Regions from separate parts of the Mus musculus genome. Here region 2 is linked to region 1. A link is a loop called in an ENCODE intact Hi-C map of the cell type or tissue named here. Cell type or tissue: left cerebral cortex. All regions are shown on one strand. Links, peaks and the distances in the headings refer to the core of each region. The heading gives the core; the rest is flanking DNA.

Region 1 (9,464 bases), core at 1,076-9,075:
GCCCTGTGGCAGAGCTGACGTGGGCCACCACAAATCCTACAGTCTACATGGTGAGTTCTAGGACAGCCAAAACCACATAGAGAGACTCTCAAAAATCTAAACCCAAACTAACATTTTTTTTTTTTACCATGATCCAAAATAACTTGTAGAAGAAAGGGTTTATTTCACGTATAAATCCATATTATAGTCTATCCTTGAAGGAACTCAGGGCAAGAACTCAAGTCAGGAATTTGGAAGCTGAAACTAATGCACACTAAGGCAATGGGAAATTGCAACTTACTGACTTCTTCCTTATGAGTTTCTTACAGTACCCAGGGCTACCATCCCACTGGAGCTACCACACACAGTGAGCTGGACTCACCCTCCTCAATCATCAATCAAGAAAGGGCCTCACAAACCAATGCGGTAGGGGCACTTTCTTAATGAGACTCCCTCTTAAAAAGGACTCAAGTTTGTGTCAAGTTGACATAAAAGTAGTCAACCTGCCCACAAATACTCTTTATTATATTATTGAAAAACAATCTTTCTAAGCACGTGAGATGGAGGCTTGAAGAATTTTGCTTTTGTGTTAATAGAAATTAATATTATGGAAGTTGGGATGTTGTAGAACCTTTAGAAGCTTACCTGTTGTGAAAGGTCATTGGTAGGGTCAGAGAGGGGACATAACCTGGCTCTGGTTTTAGTGGAGATTTTTGCTTTGTGGTCCACCATGGTGTGAACAGCCTCTGGCACATATGCCTGCCACCATGAGTATACCTTTCTGTCATAACATACTGAAACCTGACACCATGAGCTGATCATAGACTTTTTTCTTTTGTTCTATTTTTTCTTGGATATTTTCTTTATTTACATTTCAAATGTAATTTCCTTCCCCAGTCTCCCACCCCAGAAACCTTCTATCCCATCTTCCTTCTCCCTGCTTCTATGAGGGTGTTCCTTTACCCACCCCCACACTCCCACCTCCCTGCCTGGCATTCCCCTACACTGGGGCACCTAGCCTTCACAGGACCAAGGGCCTGTCCTACCACTGATGCCCAACAAGGCCATCCTCTGCTACATATGCAACTGGAGCCATAGGTCTCTCCATGTATACTCCTTGGTTGGTATTTTTGTCACAATGGTGCAGACATAACTCACTTAGGGCATATAGCTCCTTTTGGACAGCTTTCCACCATATTTCCTCCCTACTAGTCTCTTTCCAACATTCATGTCTATTTCATTTGTGTCTCTCCAGGTCTGGCCAGGGCTCTCTGTGTACTTTGGGGCAGAGCTTAAGGCATATATCAGTGGGAATGAAACTGAAGACAGCTGTTACCCCTCTACCAGAATCTATCAGTAGCCTGTAGTTCATCAGTAAGGGGTAGTGTCCCATAAACCCTACTTTCATTCATGTCTGGTTGTTGAAGCACTTTTCTGTAGACCTACAGATGGAAGGAAGGTCAGAATTACTTTGGTTGCGTCCCATCTAGAGGACAGAGTTTTAAGGTTTCTCCTTGTCTTTTGGCTGTTAAATTCTTTCATTTTCTCTTCCACAAATTCCTTTGAGCCTTGGATGAGCAGTATAAATCACTCCTTTAAGGCTGAGGTTTCATCTGTCACTTACTCTCAGCATCTGTGGCAGACAGGAGTTTCTGCATTCACAGCAGTTCACTGCAAATAGCTTTTTGATTAGGGTTGAGAGTAGCTTTTGTCTAAGGCTGTAGACATAGATACTTAGGAGGTAGATTGATGCTACGTCCATTTAGCTAACTGCCACTAGTAGTGGGTTGTTTGTTTTCCCCTCCTGGGGCATGGGTTTGTTTATTTTTAACCAGGCTTCACTCAAAAAGATTTTTGTTTTTAGTTTTTTAACTTTCTGGTGGGATGTTTCTTGGCTTGTGATAACAAGACTTTAAATTCTCTGTTCATCTTCCCATAGTCTTTACCCTGGGTTTTCATATCATCTGGTTATTGAAAGATATTTAATTTACTTAGTGAGTGTGTAGTGTGGGAAGTGAGGGTTTCATGAAACAGGTATTGTCAGACAACAATTTGACAGAATTTGTTCTGTCCTTCTAGTATGTGGTTGCAGGGACTGATCTTGGGTGGTCACAGATTATATTTAGGATGATTTTTAATTCTAGAGTAGGATTTATTACCTTGGTATATGTATATTAATTATATTTAAATGAATCTTTCTGTGCAGATATCAAGGAATAGGACCAGGATGTGTTTTTAGACACAATTTACCCCTCTGCACATTCTAGGCCTGGGATTTCAATGTTTCCCAGGTCTACTATGAACCCTGGGTTTATCTTCCCAGGAAAAAATGATTTTAACATGTTTTAACTGTCTTTGTATTCATCTTTAAGTTACCTGGGGCCAAAGCTAGGTATTTATATCCCTACCTATTTAGCACAGTGCCTGGAACATAGAAGAAAAATTGATAAGTATTACTAAAATGATGGATTTCAACCAGTATGTAGAAATACTGAGGTGGTAACATTTGGGCTAATATGAAAATACATGGAGAAATATTCTATTTCTTTAAAGTTAACTATGGTTTTTACTTGACTATTGTATGGGCCAAGGTTGGCACTAATGAAAAAAACATTCCTTTGCAAACAAACTCACCAAGATCAATATGCAAATGCATATTCCCAAACTAATCTACACAGAAGGAGATAGAGTGTGAACTGATCTCTGTTAGTAAAAGAGGACTGCACACTGTTAGCTGGTAACCATGGCAGAGAGAGAGAGAACATGAGAAATAAGGCTGACAGAGTGGGTAGGAGAGAGAGTAGCAGACCAGATTGTGAGCAAGAAGATGAGCAGTGGGCTCAGCTGAGTTGCTCAGTGAGCAACAATTGAATTCCATTGTTGCATATGAATAAGGGTCTGTCAAACTGTACATCCTAGTTGCTGCCCAGTAGCCCTGCCTACTCAAGAGTAAAAAGTCTTGCAAACGCTTTTCATACTTGGTGCTTTGGGAAATGAAATGTGGGCTAAGCCATGCACATCTGTGACATAATAATGTAGCAAGTTACTAGCAGCTTTTGTGAACATATGGGAAAATATGTCCGTGATGCAATGAATCTGAGCAGGCATCCAGAATGAAGGAAGTAGCATTGTAAATACATGAAATAGGAGCTTGAGACATCTTCCTTTTGCATTAATGGGAATTTGGACAATGGAGATTAACTACTAGGGACTTAAAAGATGGTTGAATTGCATGTGTGTGTAAGTGTGTGTGCACTCACACACATGTACACACACACACACACAGACACACCTGTTTTTTGATTTTTAAACAGTCTAAGATGTATTCAGGAAAAAAGATGCAACGAATGCTTTATCACTATTACTAGAAGACAACTGATAGGGACATAGTGTTGGGTGTGGTCAGAAAGGTACTCTGGGTATAGGTCAAAGCTGAGATGCAGGACCTCCCACTAGGACAGTCATGTATTTACTGCTGCTTTGGGAAGGTTGACCTTATTCAAGAGAACCCAAACAATCCCTTTAAGGAGTTTGAGGTTAGATGGAGAAAATAGTCAGATGGCTTCACATGGCATTACTGGGTTTTTTGTCTTCTCCCACTTTTCAGTATGAAACACAACATAAGCAAGCATTGTAAACACAGACTACCTCATCTTATTGTTGCTCACAACTACCTCAAATACAAGTTTCTCCCCAATTAGTCTGTGATTGACTGGGTTAGTCCTATGCCACTTTCTTTTGGTTGAGTTTGCACTATACTGGTAGACACACTTATGGCAGGGAGTTGCACACTTTCTTCTTCAGTGCTAGGGACTGAGCATAAATCTCACATTTGCTAAGTAAGTGTGCAACTTGAGCCACACTCTGACCCAGGCTGTTGGTTTTGAATGCTATTATCTATGCATCAGTGATTCTAAGATCCAAGTGCTCACTGCAAGGCAAAGTAACTTTTAATGGGGAGAAGGTTTCATTATTTCTATGGGTTAACTCTGAAATGAAGTAATTTGTGGGACATGATAGCAGAATGGAGGATGTACTAACCTTCCACGTATTTAAACAAAGGTCTGAGTTCATTTTGTGTGCAACCCTGGCCTATGTTCTGTTTATGGAGTGTATACTCTTAGTGTCATACTGGTTCCTCAGGAACCTTCAGTGGGTTTGAGTTCTGCATGCAAAAATACTTGGTAGCTATTGCTTCCATCCTGAACAGAATTCTATATTAACTTTCTCAAGAGAGATTCAAAGTGTTCTACAAATTGCGCCTGGCATGCAAACCAGACTTAAAATAAAGTTCCAGATGGAGACACCTACACAAATGCACAGAGTGAACAGCTAAAGAAAACAAGTAAATGCCATCACCACCCTGGGAGTTGGAAGTTCTATAAAATATTGTGTTGGTAAGTTGAGGGCTCACACTGAATCTGTACATTATTCTAGGTAGCATGGGCATTCTAACAAAACTAAACTTTTGACCCACAAACATGGAATATCTTTTTACTTATTTGCACATTAATCCACGTTTTAAACCAGTTTTATATGTTTCAATACATGATTTCCCCAAATCTTTGGTTAAGTCTATTTCTAAGAGTTTAATTTTATTTTTTTAAAACTGTTGTAAATGGGATTATTTTCTTGATTTATTTTTGAATAGTTCATTAGCAATATGTAGGATAGTTTATAGAAATGCACTGATTTTGTGCCTTACAGTTTTCCTGCTCTTATTTACTAGTGGAAAAGGGGAATGAGAGAGAGAGAGGAGAGAGAGAGAGAGAGAGAGAGAGAGAGAGAGAGAGAGAGAGAGAGAGAGAGAGAGAGAGAGGAGAGAGAGAGGAGAGAGAGAGAGAGAGAGGAGAGAGAGAGAGGAAGAGAGAGAGAGGAGAGAGAAGAAGAAGAAGAAGAAGAAGAAGAAGAAGAAGAAGAAGAAGAAGAAGAAGAAGAAGAAGAAGAAGAAGAAGAAGAAGAAGAAGAAGAAGAAGAAGAAGAAGAAGAAGAAACTTCAGGGTTTCCTATGTGTGAAAGCATGCATTCTAACAAGATAATATTCTCCCCTTTAGACTTCTCCTGTTCCTCATTCCTTTCTCTTGCCTAATAATTCTTAATAATTCCAACTGGGACCAATCTAGCACTGTAATGACTGTTTAACTGGCAAAAATGATGAGTCTTTTTCTGATATTCGCAAAATAACTTTGAAGTTTTCATCATTTCATGTGATGTTGTCTGTGAGCTTGTCTCATTTGGCTTTTGTTGAAAGGAAGGTTCCAGCACTTGGGGACAGAGCAGGAATAAGAAAAGCAGCATTGAAGGGCTAAGGGAGGAGAGTGTTGAATGATGGGTGTCATCTCTCCCCTTATCACAGATGGTACAGAACACACCCTCCATCTGGGAGCAGGGAGTATAATAATACTTTCCCTGAACCCTAAGGCCGAGGCTATCTCAGTGAAACTCAGCACTGGAAAGCCCACATCCTCAAACTTCAGGGTAGTCACTGGTAAACCCTCCAGACATATCTCACCACCACGCTTGATGCTGTAGCCTATTATAGCACCAGCCCTTGCAAAAAAACAACCCAACAAACTAATGCTTGAGACTGGAACTCCCAGACCCAAGGATCTACACTGTCACATAACCACAGGCTTCAGTAGTCTGCGTCCAGGCCAGTAACAGATGGGCCCATGGCAGGGATGACATGGTGGCTCAGGATGCTCTATGCTGGGAGGAAGCAGCAGGCGACAACAGCTACTCAGTTCCTGGAAGATGAGGAAGCAGAGAATGCATGTTAAGACAGAGCTAGGGACAATTCATCCATGAGCATCCTCCCGTGGCCCACTTTCTCCAGCTAGAGGAAGGTGGTCCTGGATAGTTTTATGTTAACTTGACACAGCCATTTGAGATGAAAGTCTCATTTGAGATGAGAAAACCTCAACTGAGAAGATGGCTTCATAATACGGGCTGCAGACCAGTCTGAAGGGCATTTTCTTAGTGATTGATGGGTGAGGTTCTGGTCTATTGTGGGAGGTGCTATTGCTGGGCTGGTATTCCTGGGTTCCATGAGAAAGCAGGCTGAACAAGTCATAAAGGGGAAACCAGTGAGCAGTACTTCTTCATGGGCTTCTATCTCCAGGTTCCTGCCCTTTCTGAGTCCCTGCCCTGACCTCCTTTGATGATGAACAGGGATATAGATGTGTAAGCCAAATAAATTCTTTCCTCCTCAAGCTGCATTTGGCTATGGTGTTTGATCTCAGCAATAGTAACCCATAACTGAGACAAGGGTCAATGTAATATTATCATCTGGGAGACAAAGTTTAATTCATGAGCCTTTCAGGGACATTCTGATTCAAACCATGTCACTTGGCATGGGAGAAAATAATGCCATATTTGTATTTCTCACCATATGTAATGCTTTCTTCTGCCACCCCGAGTTAGTCCTCCTCAAACATAGTCTTCTTTCCCTCTCCCTCCTCTCGCTCAGTCCCCCCTCTCTCTGTATGCGTGTGCATGCACGTGTGCGTGTGTATGCACGTGTGTGTGTGCATGCATGTGGGTGTGTGCGTGTGCATGCACAAAGACTGTGCATATGACAGAAAACATGTGCTATTTGTCTTTCTCAGTTTGTCTTCTTTCATTTGTCATGATGACCTCCAGTTCCATCCATTCTTCTGCCAATGATATTGCTTAATTCTTCTTTACAACTGAATAAACACTGTTGTGTTGAAGGAAGTGTTTCAAATTGAGAACAGGAAAATTGGGTGTTTGTTTAAATCCTATATTTTTTAATGGTTAAAAAAAAAGAGGCCACTACCCTATTTTGAATAAGTATCACACTCCTTTTATCTGTTGACCTGTTAATGGGAATCTAGGCAGATTCTACAACTATACTATTGTGAACATGCAGTAATAAATACAGAAGTGTAGACATGTCTGTGGAACCCTAACACACACACACACACACACACACACACACACACACACACACACACACACAGTGTGGGGAGAGGGAGAGAGATTTGGGGAGTGGTATAACAAGATTATATAGCAGCTCTCTTTTTAGGTTAAATTTTTCTTGATTTTTTTTCAGAAGCAAATTGCCCTCTTAATGTTTTATTTTCTTATATATGTATTTAGTTAGTTTTATGTGTATGTGTGCTTTTCTTGTGAGGATGTATATGTGTGCCTGGTATCCACAGAGTCAGAAGAAGGCACCAAATCCCTTAGAACTGTAGTTAAGGATAATTGTGATCCACCTTGTGTGTTCTAGAGATTGAACTGGGGGTCATCTGCAAAAGCAAGGAGCACTCCTAGGTGCTGAGCCATCTCTTTGGTCCTCTCTGCTTTTAGGTTTTTGGAGGCCTTCCATTCTGACTTCCACAGTGGTTGTACTAGCTGTGTCTTAGGGTTTCTCTTGCCCTGTATCTCCACTCGTGTTTGTTGTTTGTTTTCTCATGGCAGCCATTTCAAACTGGCTTAGGTGGACTCTTAGTTAATAAGGATATTGAATGTTTTTTCAAACAGCTGTTGGTTTGTATTTATTCTTCAATTATTCTGAGAAGTTCCTGCTCAACAAATTTTTGTTAACTTTTTAAAAACAAATTGATATTTTCCATTTTAAATTAAAATAAACTATATCACTTCCCATTTCCCCATTTCCTTCCTCCCTAGTCCACCATAGATACTCAAAGTGAATGCCTGCTTTTCTGTTATTGTTGCATATTTACTTTTCAAGCAGTATAAGGCAGTTTTCCCTTTACCTGCTCTAGATTTTTCCATTTAATGATACTTATCCCTTTCTACATTTCAATCAAGTTGTTTCCAATCTTGAAATGAAATGTACTTTTTCAACTGCCATTTAACTTATATTCAACAGCGAGACACTCCTGGTTTACTTCCAGCCATCTCCCTGCTATCAGAATAAAGGAAGACTGCCATAATTCTCAGCCACAATGCACCTGAGTACCTGTAAGTGAAGTCACCCGAGTCTCAGATACTTACCAATCTTTAGTTGAGAATAAGAGGCTTCAGAACAATAAGCCTAAAATTCTCCAAGAACTCCCCAAGAACAAAGCCAGCCCAGGCTGGGAAGGAATGCAAAGTATTTTATGGTGATGAATTGTGGTAATTTGACTTGGCACTTTGGACAAATACTGTAGGGCTTATTTTTTATGAAGGGATAAAATGGTGAGCCCTGAGCTTGGGTAATTCATCCAACACTTACAACAGACTGGCTGCAAGAACCTCTGTGGAGTCTGTCTTCCGACCTCCATTTTCCCACCTTTTTGTGTGAGTTCAAACCACTCCCCCTTTTTGGAGACTTTACCCCTCCCACTGACAGGTTGATAGTATGGAGCAGAATAAATGGGACATCACAGAGAGAAGTCCTGGCTCTAGCTTACCTCCTCAATACAGCTGAATGGGGGCTGTAAATAGCTCACTGGTTTGCTGGTCACTCTGTCTGCAGCCAGTTCCTCTCTCTACCCAGCAAGTGGCTTACAAAACATGTTTCCAGTCCATTTGTTCTTGTTCTCAAGGAGACAGCCAATATGTATTTGGCAAAGTACATTATAGTAGAGACTCTACTTCAAAGGCGGCAGTTGGATCAAACTATGCTGAAAAATCCCTACTAACCTGTCATAAATTTAATACTTGTGAGTACAGTCAATATTTTTCAAATGCTAAAGGCATAAAATGTGGTAGAAAAATGGATAAATATATCCTTAAGGAAGACTCTTGCTTCCTCCTTGCTATACAATCCTTATCTCAACAGTGTGGACTAAAGGAGCTGGTCTATAGAAACCATGCAGACTGACAACTTGGATAAGCATCTTTTGGTTTCATATGTGAATAGACTACCTTTGCTATTTGCAGATATGTTGGCCATATGGAATCCTTTTTAGGGCTCTGTGCATCAAGGATTCTGCTTTTGTTTTGTTTTTGCCAGACAGTAGCTATTTCAACTTAATAATTCTAAAGAAAATCCCTTCTTACTTTTAAATACAAACTTAACATTTCTCTCAATGAGAGCAAAGTGTGAAAGAAATAAAGAACTCTCTATAGAAGTAAAGTGTTTGTTTGTTTCTGGTTTTAAATTCAGGACAACCAAATCAACTTTGTATAAAAATCAAGTAATAACCCTGGTTAAAATACAAATTACTTTGTTCTGATATTTTATATTGAAATTTAGTGATTAAAACATATAAGCGGGTTTGAAACTGGTTACCTTGAAGGGTGAGAAAACAAAATTATGCCAGTGATGCATATGCTCAGAAAATATATTTTTAGGTGGAACAACAATATGAACTAACCAGTACCCGGGAACTCTTGTCTTTAGCTGCATATGTATCAAAAGATGGCCTAGTTGGCCATCACTGCAAAGAGAGGCCCATTGGACTTGCAAACTTTATATGCCCCAGTACAGGGGAACACCAGGGCCAAAAAGGGGGAGTGGGTGGGTAGGGGATTGGGGGGGTGGGTATGGGGGACATTTGGGATAG
Region 2 (9,464 bases), core at 825-8,824, 120 kb before region 1:
GTTATCTGATCCAGTTCTGCAACAAGACCTTTTATGTCATCAGGAACCAATTAGGGCTCCCGATCTTTATACCTAGAATCAACATACTGTGTTGACATAATTCCATCAACAACAAAAAGAAGGTGGTGGTGGTTGGGAGGAAATATGTTGTTTCATTTGGCTCCTGTTGCCTTACTCTGGCAAACGTACTGTGTCTACCAGGCTTTTGAAAATATTGTTCATAATTCCCAGACATCCATTCATGCATTTGCTGACAGCTGTTTATTATGTACACAATATATTCCAGGGCACATAGTAGGATCTTTGGACTGCAAGATGAGTAAAGCAGGCATAGTCTTTATCCTAGTCCTATAGCTCATACCTGGTTTATTTAAAAAGCTAACTTTGCTAAAGGCAGCTCTTCTTCACAATTAGAAAGCTACTTTTTCCCTCCAGGTATGGGATTTGATTTACTAGAGCATCCTCATTAGGATAAAGTATTATAGCTCTGCATCCTTTCCCATGTGTTTGTAGACCTGCTGTGAGTTTCCTGGGAGCATTTGTGTATGTTAAAAATGAAAGATGGGAGGTACTGATTTTGATTCAGGGTGCTCCATGCTCTTTGTTTGGGTTAATGCCCACCTAGGGCATATTGTTTTCTTTTTTTTCAGCTAGTGTGACAGTGACTTTCTAGAGGCCAGGCTCCAAGGAGTCAAGGCCACTGGTATAAAGGGATAGGTTCCTACCTTGTCTGTTACTTCCTCGGGCTCTTGTTCACAAGGCCGAACGATGCAGAGACGAGTCTGTTTTACCATCTCACACTGGCGATTCCTGTTGGTGACCCGGGTGGACACGCCCATTCCACAGCTCTTGGAACATGCGCTCCACTCCGTCGTCTGCTCAATGCAGTTAATGCTGGAGTCAGAGACTTCAACTCCTACGGTGGCTTCCGGTCTATAGGCTATTGAAGGCATAAATCATTATTACACTAAAGGATGGAGATATAAGTGTTATCTCTCAGAAAACACTAGATCATAAATTTTAATTCTGTAGCTGATATATACCAGTTTTGCAGAACACAGCACTAGGTTTATGTACAATCCCTTAATAGGTAGGGCACAATGTAGGATTTCAACAAATCTTTATTCACCGAACCCCAAGAAGCTTAGGACAAGTTGCCCTAAGAAACTTAGTAATTATATGTACTTAAGAACATATACCATCATACGCTGAATTTTCAATACATGATTTGGTACACAAGAAGTTCATGTTAACAGTTTAATTTTTGTATATTTGTTCAGGGGTGTGTGTGTGTGTGTGTGTGTGTGTGTATGCCCATGTGTTTGAAGGTGTGCATGCACATGTGTACAGAGGCCACAAATCTACCTTCAGTGTTGTTCTTCACAAGCATAGTCACTGAAATCTGGGGCTACTTGATTAGTTTGGCTAGTGACCCCAGGCAGGGTTTTTGTTTTTGTTTTTTAAGAATACTGAGGGTCCAACTGAGGTTCTCACACCTGCACCATATTACTTTACCAACTGAGGCATTTCCCCAATGTCACATTTTAATTCTGATGAGCAAGCAGAGCCAGCCAAATTAAGAACAACAACAAAAAACTATCACAGAAAAGAGATTTCTTCTTTCTTTCTTTCTTTCTTTCTTTCTTTCTTTCTTTCTTTCTTTCTTTCTCTCTTTCTTTCTTTCTTTCTTTCCTTCTTTCTTTCTTTCTTTCTTCCTCTCTCTCTCTCTCTCTCTCTCTCTCTTTCTTTTTTTCTTTCTTTCTTTCCTTCCTCCTTCCTTCCTTCCTTCCTTCCTTCCTTCCTTCCTTCCTCTCTCTCTCTCTCTCTCTCTCAGAAGGCAAAAATGAAACACTGTGGCTGTCTCTATTGGGCCCCTTTAAAACAGAGGCTGTGCGCATATTTCAGTAATCTAGCTCAGAGTTAAATAAATGATGCGTTTGATCTTGTTTGGGCGATCTGTAGTTCACAATGGGATGGAAAGCAGCGCCTCATCTTAAATCCCAGAGTCACACCTGCATTGTGACTAGATTTCCCCTTAACTGTCCCACGTCTGCTGGGTTTCTCACCTGGAAGGGCCAAGCCTCCCAGCGTCCCCTGCGTCCCCTGCTCGTCTGAGCCACAGGTCCACTTTTCGCAGCACTCCCCTGGCACTGCGACTTTTCTCGGAGCTGGGCAGTCAGGACCCGGCAGTAGCACGTCTAGCTGGCAGCGGGGCAGACAGCCAATCTGCCCATCTCTGCAGGTGCAGAAGTACTGACAGTTCGGCTCAAACTTCTCTCCGTTGCGGTAAATGACCCCATCGAACACACAGTTGTCTCCCTCTGGAACTAGAATATTCAGGCAGGAAGGCAAAGGGAAGAGGAGAGAAAGAGAGAAACGTGTAATTCAACTGGAAGCTGTGTAAAATGGTAGGACATGGTCAGAAGTTCTTCATTTTCTAGTGCAGATGACTGGCTTAGTATATGTCTTAAAGAGAGATAAGTCCTTGCGGTTGCTTCCAGAAGGAGGAGAAGGCACCAATCCCACCTGGTCCTCCTTTCTTCACCTAGTTCTCATGAGTGAGCAAAGAGGACTGTAAATACTGCAGACTCTGCACATGGCAATACACATATTCTGGTTAATTGATGGCTTCTGACACATCTCTACTTCCTTTCAAAAGTACCTACCCCGAAATGATTTCATTTCTAAGACAGAAACACAGAACAAAGACCAGAATAGATGCTGAAGTCATGCTCCAGAGACCCTATTCTCTAAAGAAGAGATGGTCTCCAAAGAGTCATCTTCTGTAGTAGTTTAGGATTTACAACCAAATAGGTTCACTGGTCAGATTGGGAAAGGCATTAAGTTTTCTTGATATTGAAGCACAGTATGTCACCACTAGCTGAAAGGGAGGGAGGGAGAGAGAGAGAGAGAGAGAGAGAGAGAGAGAGAGAGAGAGAGAGAGAGACAGAGAGAGAGAGACAGAGAGAGAGAGACAGAGAGAGAGAGAGAGAGACAGAGAGAGACAGAGAGAGAGACAGAGAGAGACAGAGAGAGACAGAGAGAGAGAGAGAGACAGAGAGAGAGACAGAGAGAGAGAGAGACAGAGAGAGAGACAGAGAGAGAGAGAGAGACAGAGAGCGCTTCAGACTCTTACCAAGGGTGGTAGGTATGACCCTAATTACAGTACCTGATGGGAAATTGATCTCCCATTGATTACTTCCCATAAGTCTCGGTTGGTGAGTTGCCTGCATTTTATTTTACTGTAGCTCAGATTGGAGTGTCATAGTCCTCCCAGGAGAAGGAGTTGCTTTGGCTCCAATTAGGACAATTACAGGTGTGAAAGCAAACTCTCTGGGCTGCTGCGGGTGGGGGGTGGAGGCAGAGGGGGACTATAGACCTGGGGGTAAGCTCATACTTCCATCACCCCAAGTGTTCCCCTGGAGCTGGCCAAACTCTGGCCCTTAACTCTGTTTTCATCCCTTCTCTAGGCGGCAAGTGACCTACCTGCACGGTGCATGTTTCCTCTCAGCCTGATACCCGGTACATTGAAAGCTCTCCACACATGTCAATTACTGTACTGCACTATTGCTACAAATGTTTTTGCTTAGTTCTCTGGGAAAGTAAAAAAAGAGGGCCAAGTTTCACCTAGCTGCCAGAGGAGAGGTCAGGCCAAGAAGGGGACAGCAGGGTGGGAATGGAGGTAGGATTACCCATGCAAATGCCAGTCTGGTTGTTGGGGTCTGCGCTGCGGTCACAGTAGAGACCACTGCTCTGGTCACAGGGTCTCATCTCAGAACAACTCTCCCCGCGCTGGCGGGCGCACACCGGACAGCAGGAGCAGCCGTCCAGCACCGAGCGCACCCCGGGGGCGCAGGTCGGTGATATACTGGGGCACTTGGGTGGGCACCGAGAAGGGCAGCGCAGAGATGCAGAGACCTAGGAAGATCGACGAGACAAGAAAACGAACTCAGGTTATCAGGGGCGAACCAAGGCAGGGTGAGCCCGGGACGGACCAGAGGCAGTCCAGGAGGTCCAAGTAATCGGGGGCATCTTAAGCGTGCGCCACTTACTTGACTTAAGAGATGGAAGAGCAGGAAGCCTAGGCAGAGGCATCGCTTTCGCAGGAAGAGGCTCATGTTCTGCCTGCTAGGGCTGTTACAGGCTGGAGATGGGACTGCCCCTTCACCCAGGTCTGGCTGAGCGGCGAGCGCCACCCGTGCAGGTTTTATAGTGCGCTCCAGGGACGCAAAACCGGTTGGCTGCACTGGGAGGAGGGGGTGGGGTGGGGGGAATCAGCTGGGTGGGGAAATAGAAGGAGCTCCGCGGTTGCCTTGGTGATGGGCCCCAAGGCAGCTCTCCTTAGGGCGTGGCGCCCGGCCTGAGTATGCCTCTGTGTGTGTGTGTGTGTGTGTGTGTGTGTGTGTGTGTGTGTGTGTGTGTGAGTGAGTGGACTGGCTTTTCCCTGAGCACAGGGAGGGACTGGGTGGAGCCCGGAGGCCAAGACCCCGAGCCAGCTACAGCTCGTGAGAAGGAAACACCCTCTTCCTCTGGGTGGTTGCTTCACCTTCCCCCTGACACCGCTACTTCCTAGCACCCTCCGCCCTCACAGTTCCAACCAGAGCTACAAATGTGGAGCTCTTGATCGGGATGCTTAAAGTTTGGAGCCATATGAGCTGGGCAGGGATTGGCCAGAGGCCCAGAAGTTTAGTCATAAGGGAAGCACATGCAAGTTTGTCACCCTTTATTGGGGGACTCTTTGAAATATTTTGAGGGGGTGGGTAGGAGGAAAGGACACGACACGACACACACACACACACACACACACACACACACACACACGAGGGAAATGAAATAACAGAAAAGAGTCACTTCATCAGAGTTGGGGGCTGCTATTGGCCAAATGGCCAAATTCTTCTGATTGTAATCACGCCAAGATTTGCAAAGTCTTAAAACCCAAGTTCTACATGCTCAGTAGAAATAAACATGAAACAATGGAACACAAATAAAAACGGGAGCAGGGAGACGTTTTCTAGTAGAGGAAAAGTCTTGAAGCATCTGCCATATGACATCAGATGTAAAACTGCTTCTAACTGCCTCACTGGCTTGCACTCAGTGCCCCATGAATGGAGCAGGAGCCTGAGAGAGGATGCTTCCTGCTTGACTTGACTCTCCAGCTGGCATTCATTTGCAAAAGAAAAAGGTGATGTGCTGAGGTATGCTTCCCTTCTGTCAGAAGAAATAGAGAGCAAGTTTGACCCCTTCAAAAATGACCAGCAGGCAGTGGCGCACACCTTTAATCACAGCACTTGGGAGGCAGAGACACATGGATTTCTGAGTTCGAGGCTAGCCTGGTCTACAAAGTGAGTTCCAGGACAGCCAGGGCTATACAGAGAAACCCTGTCTTAAAAAAACAAAACAAAACAAAACAAAACAAAACAAAACCAAAAAAGTGACCAACAGATTTAAAACATGTTTTCGCCTTGACTTCAGTATTATGCCCCTTGGTGGGGAGGGACTATGCGCACGCAGCCCTCTTGAGGATAGCTACTTCAAATCACCAAACCAAACCAAATCAACCAACCAACCAACCAACCAACCAACCAACCAAACAAACAAAACACTTGGTGAGCAAGATTATACAGGCTTGTATAGCTCTAGACTTTACAAAGAAACAAATTGCCCTTGCATTACTGACCTTCAGCAGGAGGGAAACCAATGGCAGAGTGCATAGGGAGCCCGGGCTGTCCCTCTAATACTCCAAGATGGCACAGTCACTTCTACCTCCTTTATGGCTATTCTTTTAGAGCTCAGAACTGCTCAGATGCATTCCCACAATGGTGACAATTCTGCTTTTGTTTGGCACACTCTGGATGAGAAGCATGCAAAGTTTAGGCAGAGGTAGGGGAGCTAATTTGCACATCTGATTGGAGGCGTCCATCAGGTTAGTGGGGCTCATGTATCACCTGGCTCTGCCATGCTTCCATCCAGCTGCACATCCGAGACAATGAGAGCGCACGTCTCCCAAAATCGCTGATTCTTGACCCTCTCCAGGGTGGCTCTTGGGATGTTGAATTTTAGTGCCTGATTAAATGGAAGCTAACTTTGGGCAAAGGAATTGGGCACAGCACTGAGTTTGGGCTTCAGTCTGGGAAAGGGTGAGGAAGGGAAGAAAGGTGTAATTTAAGGACAAGGAAATGGCAGACACACTTCTATGTTATGGCTAATCTGGTGCTGTTATGTATTCAAATGCTGAATACTGGCTCCTGAGATTTGGTTACCCCAGTGAACAAATCCTCCTGTATACCAAGTGATGCTATGTAACCTTGTTCCCTAAGTTAATTGGTCAGTAAAAGGCTAAAGCTCTTGATTGGATAGTTGATAAAATAGGTGGGTTTTCAGTTACCTGGCTGGGGATCACAGGTAGAGAGACTGGGAGAGAAGAAAGGAAACCAAGAGAGGAGGAAGCCACCATGACAGGACATGGACCATGAGCATCTGGCTAGAAGAAAACTGCAAGTAACAAGAGTCATACGGGCAGGATATAAGTTTGAAAAGCTCCCAAATCTGCCCAATCTAGATTTATAGCTTGTAAATAAAATGCCTGGATTGTGTGTCTTTCATACAGGATAGACAGGATAGATAATTCATTTCACTGTTTTAAAGACTCCTGCTGGTGAATTCTAGAAACTAAACTTGACTAAGCTTTGCCTAAAGGAGGGTTTTAATAGGGCATTATGCACAAATTAAGGCTGATAATGCTCCTGCATATGTATCCAATAAGATACAGCAATTTTTTGCATATTACAATATAAAACATATTACTGGTACACCACACAATCCCACAAGATAAGCAATTATAGGAAGAGCCATGCATATCTTAAAAGAGATGCTTATTAAACAAAAAGGAAGAGTAGAAAATCCCAGGGGCAGCCTAAATAATGCTTTGTTAACTCTAAATTTTCTTAATATTGGTGAAAAAGGAACAATACCAGCAGAAAGACACTGGATTATTGGAAAAAAAAAAACCCCTGAGGTACTAAGCCAACCAATATACTCTAAGGGTGTGTTGACATTAGTATGGAGACCTGCAACAGTTTTAAGACGGGGTCGTGGTTATGCATATGTATTTACAGGGAATAAAAAAATGTGGTTACTCACAAAGCTTACAAAGATTAGATCTGATCAGAGAAAACCTTTTATCAGCTGAGACATGAATGTCACCACCAAGCAAATAGCCCTGACTCTCACAGACTGTCTCAGTTACTGATTTCTCCAAAATATGAATGTAAAACAACCTAGACTACCCGAAAGATTGATCACACAGAGACTGGACAGACAACACAGAGACTGGGCAACAAATGCTACAGCTAGCTCTCTAAAGTCGAACCATTTTTTTGGGCGGAGCCCAAACACATTTTTTTTACCCCAGTTCAGCAGGATGCAATTATAAGAAACCTGTGGTCCTTGTCCCTTAGGTTGTGGTGGATGGTTTTGGTCATTTGATGTGTTATGGTTGTAATCATCTAGGGTGGTAGGTTGTTAATGGTCATGACCAGGGAGGAAACAAAGTAAGCTTTAAATCATGGATTTTACTCCCCTGTTTTCCTTTCTTAAAATGAACTTTCTTATCTTATGACGGGAGAAAGCAATAATAAATAAAGGAAAAGGGAATAACAATAAATAAGTTTTTAAAATAAAAATTAAGTATACCGGTCTTAAATATTTTACTTTGGCATGGTTTAATATATCGTGATAGAAATTTAAGGTTGTTTTGTTTGGCTATTGTTTGATATATTGTACATATGCAGCTTTCTTTAAAATATGATGTAAAGTTCTAGTTTTATGGTTCTTTTATTTCTGTTGTGTGTAGATTGTTAATGTTAGAGATGATTTTTAAACAGAAAAGGGGATATGAAGTGAAAATTTCTGGTTTCTTTGGAAACTCAGTTGTGTCCCATGATGTTTTTCTGGAAGCTGTCTTGTAAGAGGATGTTTTGCCGAAGCAGACACATGAGAGGATGTTTTGCTGAAGCAGACACATGAGAGGGCATGTGATGATTTGCTGGAGAGGACACTTGAGAGGGCTCGTGATGTTTAGAAAAAATATAAATGTAACCCCACAGAGAGTGATAGGATGCTCTTGCATTGCTCTGCCTTGCAACGCTCAGCTGGTCTTAGCTGGTCATCACTTCGTAGAGAGATATGCATCAAAGAACTTCTCGTGGTATTCTGACTGATTCTTGCCACTTCCGCTGACCTGTGCCAATTCAGTGGAGCCTTGCAGTTTCTGCCGGATCGAGCTTCTGCTACTGATTCCTGTTTGGCGTTTGCTATTGGATTGGACTGCTGATATATTGACACAGAAGATTGTAATTGCCCCAAAGAACTACTTCTAAACAGGTTTACAAACCCTCTTTCCTATTAAACTTCTTCTTGTGTTACCTCTGGTTGGTGAGCTAGACGGGAGGTTAATGCATTTAAGAACACTAATTAAAGTAGGTTCTGAAAAATCTAAGTCCACAGGATGGCTGTGAGGGCACTGACGACTGCCAAGACCAAGTCTCTTTAATGGTCCTTATATTTTCTCTGCGTTTCGACAACATACACCAGCCTCTTCCCTACAAAGGGAGGGATGATTCGTTCAAGTCCCTGACTTTTATGGCCACATTGCCATAGAAGGAACATCCCTTTGTATTAGATTCAACTTAGAGAAATTAAGGAAAGGGAAACCCAGGAATCAGTCTGGGGTCATCTGAGGAAACGAGAAAGTTTGGTGGAAGAGAAAGCAAAAGCAGTTTCTTAGGAGAGGGGGACTGTTCTTTAGAAAGAGAGGAAACCTGGCAAACAGAACAATACACTTCCATTCTCTGGTCTACTCAGAAGGTCGGAATAAAGATCCACAAATCAAAACAACTATGACCTGAAGACAAGACCATCTGGTAGTACCTATGTCACATAAGGCTTCCTGTTGTCCTCGAAGCCAATCTGGTATGGCTTGCTGGTCTCTTTTATCACTCTACAATTAAGATTTTGTGAGAGTTGAGGTCTCTGTGAAGTCCTTATTGGAAATTCTTGCTAAGTTGCTGGCCTAGATAGCCAACCATAGTGGTATAGGGTTTTTTTTTTTTTTTTGTCCTCCATCTTTCCCTCTCTTCACTTTTCCTCCTTCTATATTTGACAATAGAGGCTCTTGTCTGCATGTTCTTAGTCTACTCTAACCTCATTACTTATCAGACAATACTCCTACCCAGGATGTACTTGGAGAACTTTCCTTAGTTTTATAGCACCAAGTATACAGAAACAGGCATATCCCAACTCGCTGCGAAGCCAGGCTACCATAATCCGTGAGCTCCAGGTTCAGTGGGAGATCTCGTCTCCCAAATCAAGGTGAAACATGATGGAAGAAAACAGCTAATTTTGACCTCTGATCTCTACATGCAACACATGCACGCATGCACGTATGCACACATGCACACACACAG

Evidence for each region. A loop is a pair of places that touch in the nucleus more often than their neighbours do. Peaks named below come from ENCODE experiments on the same cell type or tissue, not always from the same donor. Only the 100,000 strongest peaks of a DNase experiment are listed, where the experiment ranks them.
Region 2: it touches region 1 in a loop (11-fold over the local background); 3 of 42 quality-filtered maps call a loop at or near these places.

What each region holds. Positions count from the first base shown.
Region 1 is chr15:54,625,156-54,634,619 of GRCm38, reverse strand. No RefSeq gene overlaps it. Among named protein-coding and RNA genes, the nearest start is that of Mal2, 59 kb to the right of the region's middle. In left cerebral cortex, for the core only: no CTCF peak of the experiment used is centred there; DNase peaks (open chromatin) are centred at 2,933, 4,267 and 8,794; H3K27ac peaks cover 2,643 bases.
Region 2 is chr15:54,740,626-54,750,089 of GRCm38, reverse strand. It overlaps Ccn3 (cellular communication network factor 3), which reads right to left and starts at 4,180. Exons shown (of 5, transcript NM_010930.5): 1 at 4,053-4,180; 2 at 3,693-3,918; 3 at 2,067-2,327; 4 at 726-940. The coding sequence starts at 4,118. In left cerebral cortex, for the core only: no CTCF peak of the experiment used is centred there; DNase peaks (open chromatin) are centred at 3,844, 4,294, 4,650 and 5,047; H3K4me3 peaks cover 2,012 bases; H3K27ac peaks cover 897 bases.